2 separate regions of the Mus musculus genome follow, and region 1 is linked to region 2. The links are chromatin loops, found by intact Hi-C in ENCODE. Cell type or tissue: left cerebral cortex. All regions are shown on one strand. Each heading gives the region's core, and the rest is flanking DNA. Links, peaks and the distances in the headings are about the cores only.

The links. A loop is a pair of places that touch in the nucleus more often than their neighbours do. Peaks named below come from ENCODE experiments on the same cell type or tissue, not always from the same donor. Only the 100,000 strongest peaks of a DNase experiment are listed, where the experiment ranks them.
Region 1: a loop joins it to region 2, with 1.9 times the contacts of the local background. A loop is called at or near these places in 2 of 42 quality-filtered maps.

Annotation. Positions count from the first base shown.
Region 1 is chr12:99,123,791-99,129,164 of GRCm38, reverse strand. No RefSeq gene overlaps it. Among named protein-coding and RNA genes, the nearest start is that of 4930474N09Rik, 36 kb to the left of the region's middle. In left cerebral cortex, for the core only: CTCF peaks have their summits at 2,817 (motif pointing left) and 5,154; a DNase peak (open chromatin) is centred at 5,053.
Region 2 is chr12:99,391,384-99,396,757 of GRCm38, reverse strand. The region is part of intron 1 of Foxn3 (forkhead box N3); the gene reads left to right. Gm51999 reads right to left here and starts at 4,592. Exons shown (of 1, transcript XM_030247043.1): 1 at 3,114-4,592. The coding sequence starts at 4,379. The coding sequence ends at 3,129. In left cerebral cortex, for the core only: a CTCF peak has its summit at 2,908; DNase peaks (open chromatin) are centred at 3,029, 3,520 and 4,619; H3K4me3 peaks cover 2,254 bases; H3K27ac peaks cover 1,886 bases.

The DNA.
Region 1 (5,374 bases), core at 317-5,316, 270 kb after region 2:
AACCTTGTTTGCCGCCACAAGGGCTGAGACTTGTAGCCCAGGCTCTTCCTGGATTTCCAAATGAGAAAACCTTTCAGGCAGGGCCTATGTGCGCATGCGGAAGACTGCGCGGCCTCACGGGGATGGAGATTCGGAGGGGGAATAACTGCAAGAAGTTAATATTTAATGTTTCTATCACAGGTTCTCCTGACCGTCCTGACTCAGGGTGCCCCGGCTGTAAGCCTCTCACTGTGCTTGCCCATCCCAAATTCTTCGTGGTTACTTTGCTTGTTCTTGCAGGGTTTTATGGAGTACTTTAGACTGGCTTTGAACTCCAGTGCCTCCTGTCTCAGTTTCCTGAGTGCTGGGAACACAGGACACACCGCTACACCCAGCCCTACCCTGCTTTTTTCAGGGCAACCGTTCTCTCCTCCATCTCTCCTCACATTCCGCTCCAGGGTCCGCTCTCTTAACTCCCATCTCAGTGAAGGTGAATGGAATCTTAAGTGTGTGGTGACCACATGTCTCTGCTGCCTGAGGCGGGGCCTTCAAAGGCAGGTGAAAGAGAAGCGGTTCTCAACCCGTGGGTCTCCCCTCTCCCCGCACCTCACACCCCAATTTGGAGGTCACACATAAGATGTGCATATCAGATATTCACACCCCGATTTATGGCAACAGCAAACACTCCGATTTATGGCAACAGCAAAATTACAGTTGTGAACTAACAATGAAATAATTTTATAGTTGTGGGGTTGCCACAACGTGAAGAATTGTATTAAAGGGTTGCAGCATCAGGAAGGCTGAGAACCGGTGCGGTAGGGCATTGCAGGAGAGTGAGTGTGAATCGAGGGAGCCTGCATGGATCCAGTTCTGCCCAGTGTTATACTGGCTTCTAGCTTTCTTCTTTTTCTTTCTTTTCTTTTCCTTTTCCTTTTTTTCTTTTCCTTTTCCTTTTCCTTTTTCTTTTCTTTCTTCCTCCTCTTCCTCCTCCTCTTCTTGTTCTTCCTGTATAGTCCTGGGTGGCCTGGCCTGGAACTCAGGCTATGAAGACCAGGCTGGCCTCATAGATCTTCCTGCCTCTATCTCTATGTACTTCAGGTGTGCTTGCAGTAAAGGGGTGAGCCACCATGTCTGGCTTTGGTTTGCTTTTTATTGAACTATAATATATACATAGAAAATGCACCTGTCGTAGGTGTATAACCCCAAAATAATTCTCACAGCTAAGTCGGCCTGAGCTGCCAGTACCAGACACAGGAGCAGAGTGGGCTAACAGCCCAGACCCCTAGAAACTGCTTCCTGTCACTGCCTTCTCCAACAAGGTGGAGGGTTCACTGCATTTACTGTGGGCTGCATATGTCTGCTTCACCTGGTCTCCTTAGTAAATAGACTCCTTTAAAACAATCCTTCCTCTATAGTATCCTGTGAAGTAGTTTTGAGAAATGAACACATTTCTTGGGTTTAATTGCAGAGATTTTATTTTGCAGGGCAAAGGCAAGGTCCATTAGAATAAGCTGACAACCATCAGATTAACAGGGAAAAAAGACATATGGTTCTATTAATGTATGTGTGTGTGTGTGTGTGTGTGTGTGTGTGTGTGTGTGTGTGTGTGTGAAGAGAGAGAGAGAGAGAGAGAGAGAGAGAGAGAGAGAGAGAGAGAGAGAGAGGGAGAGAGAGAGAGAGAATGAATTGTGGGAGTTTCCTCACACTGAGCTTACTTCCTGGGGGTGACGGGCGTGGGGGGGGGGGGAGAAAGTGGCCATTTTGAGTGGCCGTAAAGGAAAGGATTATTAGGGGAACGAATGGGCCTGGCTGGAAATTAGCCTGTAAAACAATTCTCTCTAGAATCTGAATGAGCTGGAAGAGCAGACATTTTCTAGTGGCGAAGTCCATCGGAGTGTGCTTATAGCCCCCAGTCTGCCTTTCTGTGCATAGTGATGACATTTCAGTCTGAGATGGAGACAGTTTTGAGCTCTGTGTGAAGATCAAGGAATACCAGAATGAAGCATACAATGACCTCCAAGGAGCTTCCGTTTGAGACAATTAGCACAGCATGCCACTGTGCCAGGAGGTGAAATTCCCTGGCACCTTCAGCCTCCTTTATTGTCTTTATCGTGTGACTCTGCTTGAGTTGACGTATTGATTCATTCGTGAATGTTTGGGTTGTTTTCCAATCGAGGGCTACAGTGTGTCTCTGCTTCTAAACCAGATGTTGGCAAAACACCAGATATTTGGAAAGAGACCCTAAACAGAACAGAATTGGTCCTTCTGTCCATCCATCCATCCATCCATCCATCCATCCATCCATCCATCCAGCAAGCCAGCCAGCCAGCATCTGTGGTGTGCCTATGATGGTCCAGGCATGCAGATGAGTGCTAGCCTGGGAAAGTGCACAAAACTGATATGTCCTGGTCCTCAGGGATCATCTGTCAGAGAGATATTTGGACATTTAGGGCACAGAGAGCTGGGGACTGCCAAGGGAGGGAAGGAACCCAGCAAAGTCGAGGCTTAATGCTAAAAGCAGTAGAAGCTGCAGGGAGGGAGTTCAAGGTAGTGGGGATAGGTTGTTAGTGGGGGCCTTGAGAATGAGGTGGACAGTGGGTGGGGTGATGTAGCAGAGGCAGGTGCTGCAGAGGTAGGAAGAACTGGAACTTCATGGGCCAGAGCCATGTTAAGGACTTGAGACTTCTTTGGGGAACGTTGATAATTACCTTGAGGATCGATTTGAACTCTTTGGCCATTAGAAAGACCCTTCTGGGTGGTTAGAGAGATGACTCATTAAAGAGTACTGACTTCTCTTCCAGAGTTCAGTTTCTAGCAACTACATGGTGGCTCACAACCATCTGTAGTGGAATCTGATGCCCTCTTGTGGTGTGTCTGAAAACAGCAACAATATATATATACTCTCTCTGTGTGTGTGTGTGTGTCACTTTCTCATATGTGTGTGTGTGTGTAGCTATCTATATCTATCTATCTATCTATCTATCTATCTATCTATCTATATCTATATCTATATCTATATCTATATCTATATCTATATCTATATATATATGTTTAAAAAAAGAGAAAAAAGAAAGGCCCTTCTGGCTGCAGAGTGGAAGATTGGAGTGGAGTGGGTGGGGCACACCCTGAAGCAGAGGTTCAGGCAGGGCCTATAAAGAAAAGTACAATGAGTGATCAGTGTAGATCTGTTGTAGCTGGGAGCCCTCACAGTTGTCCCCACTGGTGTGGGCCTCACATCATACCACCCCACACAAAATGAGTAGCTTGCCATTCAGCAAGCCTGCGTCCTTCTTAGGGTCTGTTTGCTCAGAGAGCCCCAGGCTATTACACATCCACTAATGCTGATTAAATCTGAACCCAGACTTGACTCAGCGTCTACCCAGTTCCAAACCCCATGATCATAAGTGTTTGGTTGCATAGCTTCTGGCTCTACAGTCTCTGCTTCTGTGCTCTTCCTGAAAGGCACAGAGTTATAGCATGGGTGTAGTCTATCTCCCAAGGGTCATGTGGTAGACTCTTGGTCTCCAGTATGGATCATGTTGTCAGGCATTCAGAACAACCCAGTCCTAGTGCATAAGAACCAGGGTGCTGTGCGGTAGCAGAGAAACAGATTCAGGGTCACTCAGAGTGCCATCTCCAGGACCTACTGACAGAGGTAGGGTCCTGGCATCCGTAAGAGCAGATTGAGCTCTATAATTCAGGGTCACAATAAGGGACACTTTAAAAAATACCTTAAAATTTTATTGTGTGTATGTGTGTGGAGGGGGTACATGCATGGAGGTCAGAATGCATTTTATGGGAGTTGGTTTTCTCTTCCTACTATGTGGGTCCTAGAATTGAACTCAGGTCATCGGGCTTGGTGGCAAGAGCCTTTACCAGCTTAGCCATCCTGCTGGCCTACAAGAGGCATACATAGGCTAGGACAAAAGGAACTTTGGCTAATATCAAAGAGCCAGGCATGTCCTGTAAGGGTCCAACTGTATGGCTCATGGTTTTGTGATTTGCAGTGTGTGCTGGGAATCAATGCAGGAAAAGAAACAAATGGACAAACAACAAAACAGCCCAAACCAAGGAGCAATCATGAAAGTGCTGGTCCTGGGGGCTGCAGACATGTCAGCACACATACAAGATGGTAGGACCTTTAAGAAGTGGGACCTAGTGGAAGGTGCTAGGGGTTTGATCGCACTTAATAAATTAATGCTGCCTTGTAGAACTGGATCAGTTGTGTGCAATCAACTCTCATGAGTGCAAGTTTTCATAAGTCTTATGACATAAGGACGTGCCTGTCCTTTTCTATGTGAGGTCATTTTTCTTCCTCACAAGGATGGTGATGTCATGCTACTGGACCCTCCAGCCACCAGAAGCATGAGCCAAACAAAGGCCTTCGTGTTGCAGGTTACCCAGCTTTGGCTATTTTGTTATAGAAGCTAAATGTCTGGGCATGGTGACACTCACCTTTTATTCCAGCTGGGGAGGGTGGAGCTTTCTAGAGTTCAAGGCCAGCCTGGTCATCATTAGTTCCAGGTCAAAATAGTTAATTACTTTTAAGGAAGAAGAGGAGGAGGGGAAGGAGGAAGAAGAAGAGGAGGAGAATGGAGAAGGAGAAGAAGGAGGAAGAGAGCTGGGTGGGGTGGTGCACATTTTTAACCCTAGCAGAGGCCTGAGTTCCAAGACAGCCAGAGAACACTTGTCTTGAGCCACACCCACCCCCAACAAAAGAAAATGGAAGAAGGAAGGAAAGGAAGAAACACAAGATGGACCAAGACAGGCAGGATGGTAACATCTGATAGAGAGAGACAGGAGACCTTTGTATGACACCCACTCTTCTATGACCTCTGACCTCTACAACACTGATGCGTTCATGGGAAGAGCACGGTGTCCATGATGCAACTACTCAGGAAGCCACTTTGCTGAGTGCACAGCCTCCTTATTTCCACATATCCGCTTCATTCTTTCACCTGTGTTTTAATCTATCTGTCTAGCACTCTACAGCAGGCTCCCATTAGCACTGAAAGCTGTCTACCCACTCAGTTGAGCCTGACTCATGCACCATATGTGTCCCAGTTTATCCACGTGGCTCCACACACACACGTTTTTTTTTTTCTTCCTCCAGGTCTCCTCCGCAGGCCTCCGAGTAGCCTGCAGTGGTATCCTGAATTCCCCTAGCAGCGCCACCGCGGCCGCCACCCCCATTGCTGCTCACAGCACTCAGCCTGCTATAATTAAACAAACAGGGTTATTTGTGACATCCTGGTTTACACATCAACAAGTTATTTTCTCTGATTTTGCTATGGATGGATTTGCTCTGCTTACATTAAACAAAAACAGCTCACCCAAAAATGCAGAATAAGCAAGGCGGATGAGACTTGGCCCGGCAGCTGCCTCTTTCCCCAGG
Region 2 (5,374 bases), core at 93-5,092:
CACTGGTATCCCATGAGTTTTGTTATGATGCTTCCATATCTATTTACAAATATATAAACCCCACAGGAACAAGACTTTGTCCCTCCTGAACCTAACCCAGTGCTTGGTAAATATTTGTCTAACAAACAAGGGCATTTTGAACACAATCAAGTTATACTCAGTCTGTTTGCACTCTCCTACCTGGAGGAGAGGTTGTCAGAACAGCTATTTCAAGGAGAGCTTTCTTGATATACATATTAGGACCCCATTTAGGGATATCTGGACTTGTATGGAGTGGCTCCCCGGGTGGCTTTTCCAGACTTTTCTGGACAAACAACCCAGGTTTAGGGTGCTCCTCCATCTTGCCAGGCCTAACTCCAACCATACTTATTACATCTCTTCCTCACAAAATTATCTATGCTTCGTTCCCCAAGCCTGTTGTGTCAGATAGTCTACCAAGGGCTTTGCCTCTCTCTTCTGGGGGCTGGGGGTGTGAGAGGGGTCAGAGGACTCCTTTCCCTGAGAATTTAAACTAGAGGACAGAAGACTTGAGACAGTCTGCAGATGGTGGATGCTAAAACCAGAGGACTTTAAGAACTATGGCCGGGAAGCCATGTGTGACCATAAGCAAGCTGTCCCACAGGGAGGAGAGTAGAGTATCTCTACTGGCAAGAAGCAAGAAATACCTTGAACTGGAGGGAGGGACAAAAGCAGGAATCCTGTCCCCAGTTCCATGCCACCAGCTGAGCTGCCTGCTTTTTACTGGAACCAGTTGTTGTTACCTTGGAGCAGAGGGCCGTCTTTCCAGGCCTGCCTCAGGTCTTTGCACCTACAGCAAGGTCTCTCTGGAATCTACTTAGTTGTCACTGCTTTGAGGGACTATCAGTTATTCCATTAAGAACCATGAAGGAGGAATGGAGGCCTATACTGCCTTGCGCTGGCTGTCCCAGAACACAAGTCTGTGTCCAGATGGGGTACGGAGTGATCCCATCAAGTCGGCAATCAGAAAATAAATGTTGCTGGGCAGTGGTGGCATGTGACTTTAATCCCAGTCCTTGGGAAGCAGAGGCAGGTGGATCTCTGAGGTTGAGGCCAGCTTCATCTATAGAGTGAGTTCCAGGACAGCCAGAGCTACTCGGAGAAGCCCTGTCTGGGGAGTGGGGAGGCAGCGGCAAAACAAAACAAGAAAACCAAATTTCCAAACAGCAACCACAACAACAACAACAACAGAAATGAGTTCTGGGTCTGAGATAGGATTCTGCTGTCAAATAGCTATTTAAAACAATAGTTTAAATTATTTGGCCTGCTTGAGATTTCTTGGCACCCAAGATATTAGGGTATATTTGGAAAACACAGCAGGAACTTGAGCATGAGGCCATTCCTACAGGAATTTGGCCCCTGGATGCTAATGTCAAGGCTGCCTGTCCCAGAGCCAGGGATCTGTTGAATCACTGTTGGAGGAGGGCACACCAAGCTCACTCTGGCTTACAGCAAAGGTCTGCTGGGGTCCATTTTAGATCACCAGGCAGGCAGACCTGTGGACCTTGCACCTTCCTTATCAGCCTTCCTTTCTCTCTTTGGGACAACACCTGCCTGACATCTCTTAGCATATCTCGAACGGAAAAGGGAAAAATAAGAAATCAAGTCATACTCAATAAATCTGTTTGCTGCCCCTTTTCCGTCTCCTGCCTGAGGTAGAGGTTGTCAGCACAATCAGCCCCCGGGTGGGGGGCTCCTTTGATGTGTACAGCTAGGACCCCCACCTAAGGGTATTGGGACTTAGGGTTGGCTTTCCAGATGTTTCTCATAGGCTTCTCCAGACAAGCTACTCATTCAGCTTGCGAATGCCCTCAGAGGGAAAGGAAAGATAAGACCAGCCCATTAAAGGCAGCTTCCCCACTCACTGTGCTCCTTCCTCTCTCGATGGCTTCTTAGAGCCTAAACTTGTCCTGTGTGTTCAGTTTTTGTTTATTTGGCATGGCCAGCTCACACCCTAGGAGGCGAGTTTTTGTTGTTGTTGTTTCCGAGACAGGGTTTCTCTGCATAGTCCTGGCTGTCCTGGAACTCACTCTGTAGACCAGGAAGGGAGTTTTAAGAATGACATACATAGTTCAGGCCTAATCAACCTGCTTTGAGAACCTAGGAAGAAGGACTGGGGAGGAAATAATGTGCTGGGCCTACTTTAAGTAGAGAGATGCCTAGGAAGTGTGAGAGGGGTTGGGCGGGCTGGCAGCTCAAGGCGGAGCAGGGAGAGTACATTCTCTAAAGTCAGTTTTGACCTTTGGTGAGGATTAAAGATTGTCAAGTGACACGCTGTTGTAGGAGGGGGACCTGCCCTAGCTGAGCCACAGGTGGCTGATCTTCTCTTGTCCTGGTTTGGGTTACCAGTAGTGGGCCTTAGAATCACTGGTGTGCGACTCCAGAGATGATCTAATGTGCCTGCCACCGGGTACCTTCCGCGCTTAGTCACAAGATGTGCTCAATAACATAGGTGTCGCTGGATGACCTCAGGCTACCTTGGGCTTCTTCAGGTCTTCTGGCTGCTTGGCAAGGAGTGAAGTCTCTGTGAGTCTGAATTGCTGAAGATTGCCTGCCACCTACCTAATCTTGAAGTTTTGTTAAGTGGGGGATTGAGTCTCAGATTGGTTTGGAGTTTTCTTTCTTTCTTTCTTTCTTTCTTTTTTTTTTTTTTTTTTTTTTTCTTTTTGAAACAAACTTCTCAGAAGCACGTGGTATTTCTCTCACTGTTCTCTCTCTCCCTGTCTGGCTATGATAAAAGTTCCTGTCCAGCTGGGTTTTTCAGCCCAGTTCACAGATAGCTGTCCACTTTTCTGGTGGGCGTGGGAGGATGGCTTTGGGCTTCTCTTTGTAGGACCTGCTCGCCTAGCTACCTGGGAGTGGTGCACAATCCTATTTTTATTTATGTCACCAGCAGGGTGTCCTATTGGACTCTGCTTTCATCCTCACCAAAGGCAGCCGGCTGGTGAGCCTTGAGCAGTGGGTGGCCATTCTCTGGAGGTGTCTGGAGACTGGGTGAAGTGGCTGCGCCATTGGGGGGCGCGGGGTGGGAGGCTGCAGATTATCGTTTTAGTTGATGAAGCTCAAAATGGTAAAGGACGGAGATTTGTTTTCCTTCCAGATGGGGGCCCTTAGCCCAGCCTACTGGGGAGAACCCACTGACGTTGCGTTTGGGGTTCACCTCTCCCTTGGTGGTTGCGGCCATCCTCCTGCCCTCCGAAGCCAAGGCAACCTAGGCTGGGGATCAGTTTTTTCGTCCCCGGCAAGAGGTACATGGTGGAGGAGGACTGGACCCGCCTCGGGAGTGCTGCAGTAGTAGTTGGAGAGAAGTGGAGTCTTCTCTCTTCACCCTCAGAAGCCTCGCTCGCGTCGTAATTCTTTTTATTTTTACTTTCGAGCCTTGTAAGGCAGGCGGCCGGGGTAAAAGCGCTGCGGCGACACGTTGCCAGCTGCGCAGCACCGCCCGTGTGGCCTGAAGCAGGGGAGAGGGCCGGCCACGCGCCACCTGCCCGGCTCCCCTGGGTCCCTGGGTGCCGCACGGGAGCCCGGGAACCCAGCCTGGCCAAAGGGCCTCCCTGCGGACCCGCGCCGCAGCTCGGGGTCGCCCAGCCCACGTTTTCCGTCTCTCCGGCTCTCTCCGCCCCTCCCTCCCCGCGCTTCCCCTCCTCCTGCCTGGTCATGTGTCGCCTTTTTTTGTTTGCAGTGGAAACAATTTCTCGCCGCTCGGCGCGCCCCGGCCCCGACGCGCCGCAGCGGAGGCGAGCGGGAGGCGGGACGGGGCGTGGAGAGCGGCGGGGCCGGCGGGAGGACGCGGCGCCCGCGGACGCTCGCTCGGGGCCCATGCCGCGCCGCTTCCCGCACCCCTGTCGCCCGCATCCGCGGCCGCCCCCCGCCGCCCGCCCAGGGCTCGAGCGTCCACTGCGGGACCCCGAGCGATGCCCGCTGGGCGCCAGCGAAACTTTGTCGGCTGCGCTGAAGGCAGCGGCGGCCCGGCGCCGCGCTCGGCCAGGTGAGTCGGTGCCCGCGCCCGCCCGCACCACCCAGGCTGGGGTCCGCATTCCAGAGCCGTCGCAGCGGCACGGGGACGGGGCTCGCAATGCGGGGCGCGGGCCAAGCTGGACCCGGGGTGGGGGGACCCCAGTCCTGAGCCGGGAAGTTGCCCGCCCAGGAGTTTCCTGCCCCGACGTGCTGGCTGCTTCTCGTGCCTCGGTTTCCCCTCCGACTCGGAGAGCGACAGAGTTGGTATTGTCTGCGGAACAGGCATCCTCAGCAATTCGAGTCTGGCAGAGGGTGCCGATCAACTCCAGACCCCAGGACCGCGAACGGGCGCCTAACAAAGATCCCCTCCCTAGCCGAGCACGCTCAGCACGGGCCGCGAGCATCCCGAGACTCTCGGGGCCTCTTCCGCACCCTGACTCTTTGCAAGCCTTTCTGGGCCTCGCGTGAGCTGGGAGGGACGGTGGGCGCGTATTGATTTGTTTTAGTCTCGCCACGCTGCGGCCAATAAAAGGTTTATGACATCTGACCAGCAGTGAAGGTATGTGTGCTCCCAATTGCCCTGTGTACGGGGAGAAGAGCAGTTTTCCCGTTGCCTGGCAACGCCGCCGATTGACGCAGGGCCCAGCCAATCGCTGCCCTCGTTGGTCCCCTTGAAATGTTTTTGACAAGTACAGTAAAAGGGAGTGGAGCGCGTGCGTGCGTGCGCGCGCAAGGAGGGGGAGGTTCCCGGTCCCCCAAACTCGCGACTGCCCAGCTTTGGTTGAGAAAGATTTCTCAACTTTTTAAAAAGTTCACCACCAACATCTGTTCAGACCTGGGCCGTAATGGCGTTGTCAGGTATTTGGAGAATTTCTGCTATTAGCCAAAAAAGTAAGCGTTTTTACTCCATTTTCTTCGTTGGAAGAAAGAAAGGAAGATAAAACACAGGAAGTCATAAAAAGAATGAAAACAAAAGGAGGGTGTGTGAGACGTAACCAATAACTTAAGGCGGTCACTGTTGGGTCACTGTTCGAAGCAACATTATTAGCAGCAGATTAAAAAATGTTTGCTTGACCACAGACGCACACTACCCCTCCGCCTCTCTAAAATAAGAAGGGAAAGGCGATTTGGAAAATTTTGTAGTTAAGATATAATGGAAAACTCAGCTGTGGTTTCTGGGAATTGTTTGTTTTGTGGTAATATAGGACAGGGGTAGTAAGGAGTCGTCACATGCTGTTGTAAAGGGAGGGATTTGTAAGGAATGTAGTTAGTGGAGAGTTTGGAAACATAATCTAGGGGTTAGGGGCCCTCCAGACCACCTCTTCTTGGCACTGGCATTTAAATTTGTTTTTCGTATAGGATCACGTTGCTGGCAGTGTTTGTTGAAAACAAAAGAAAA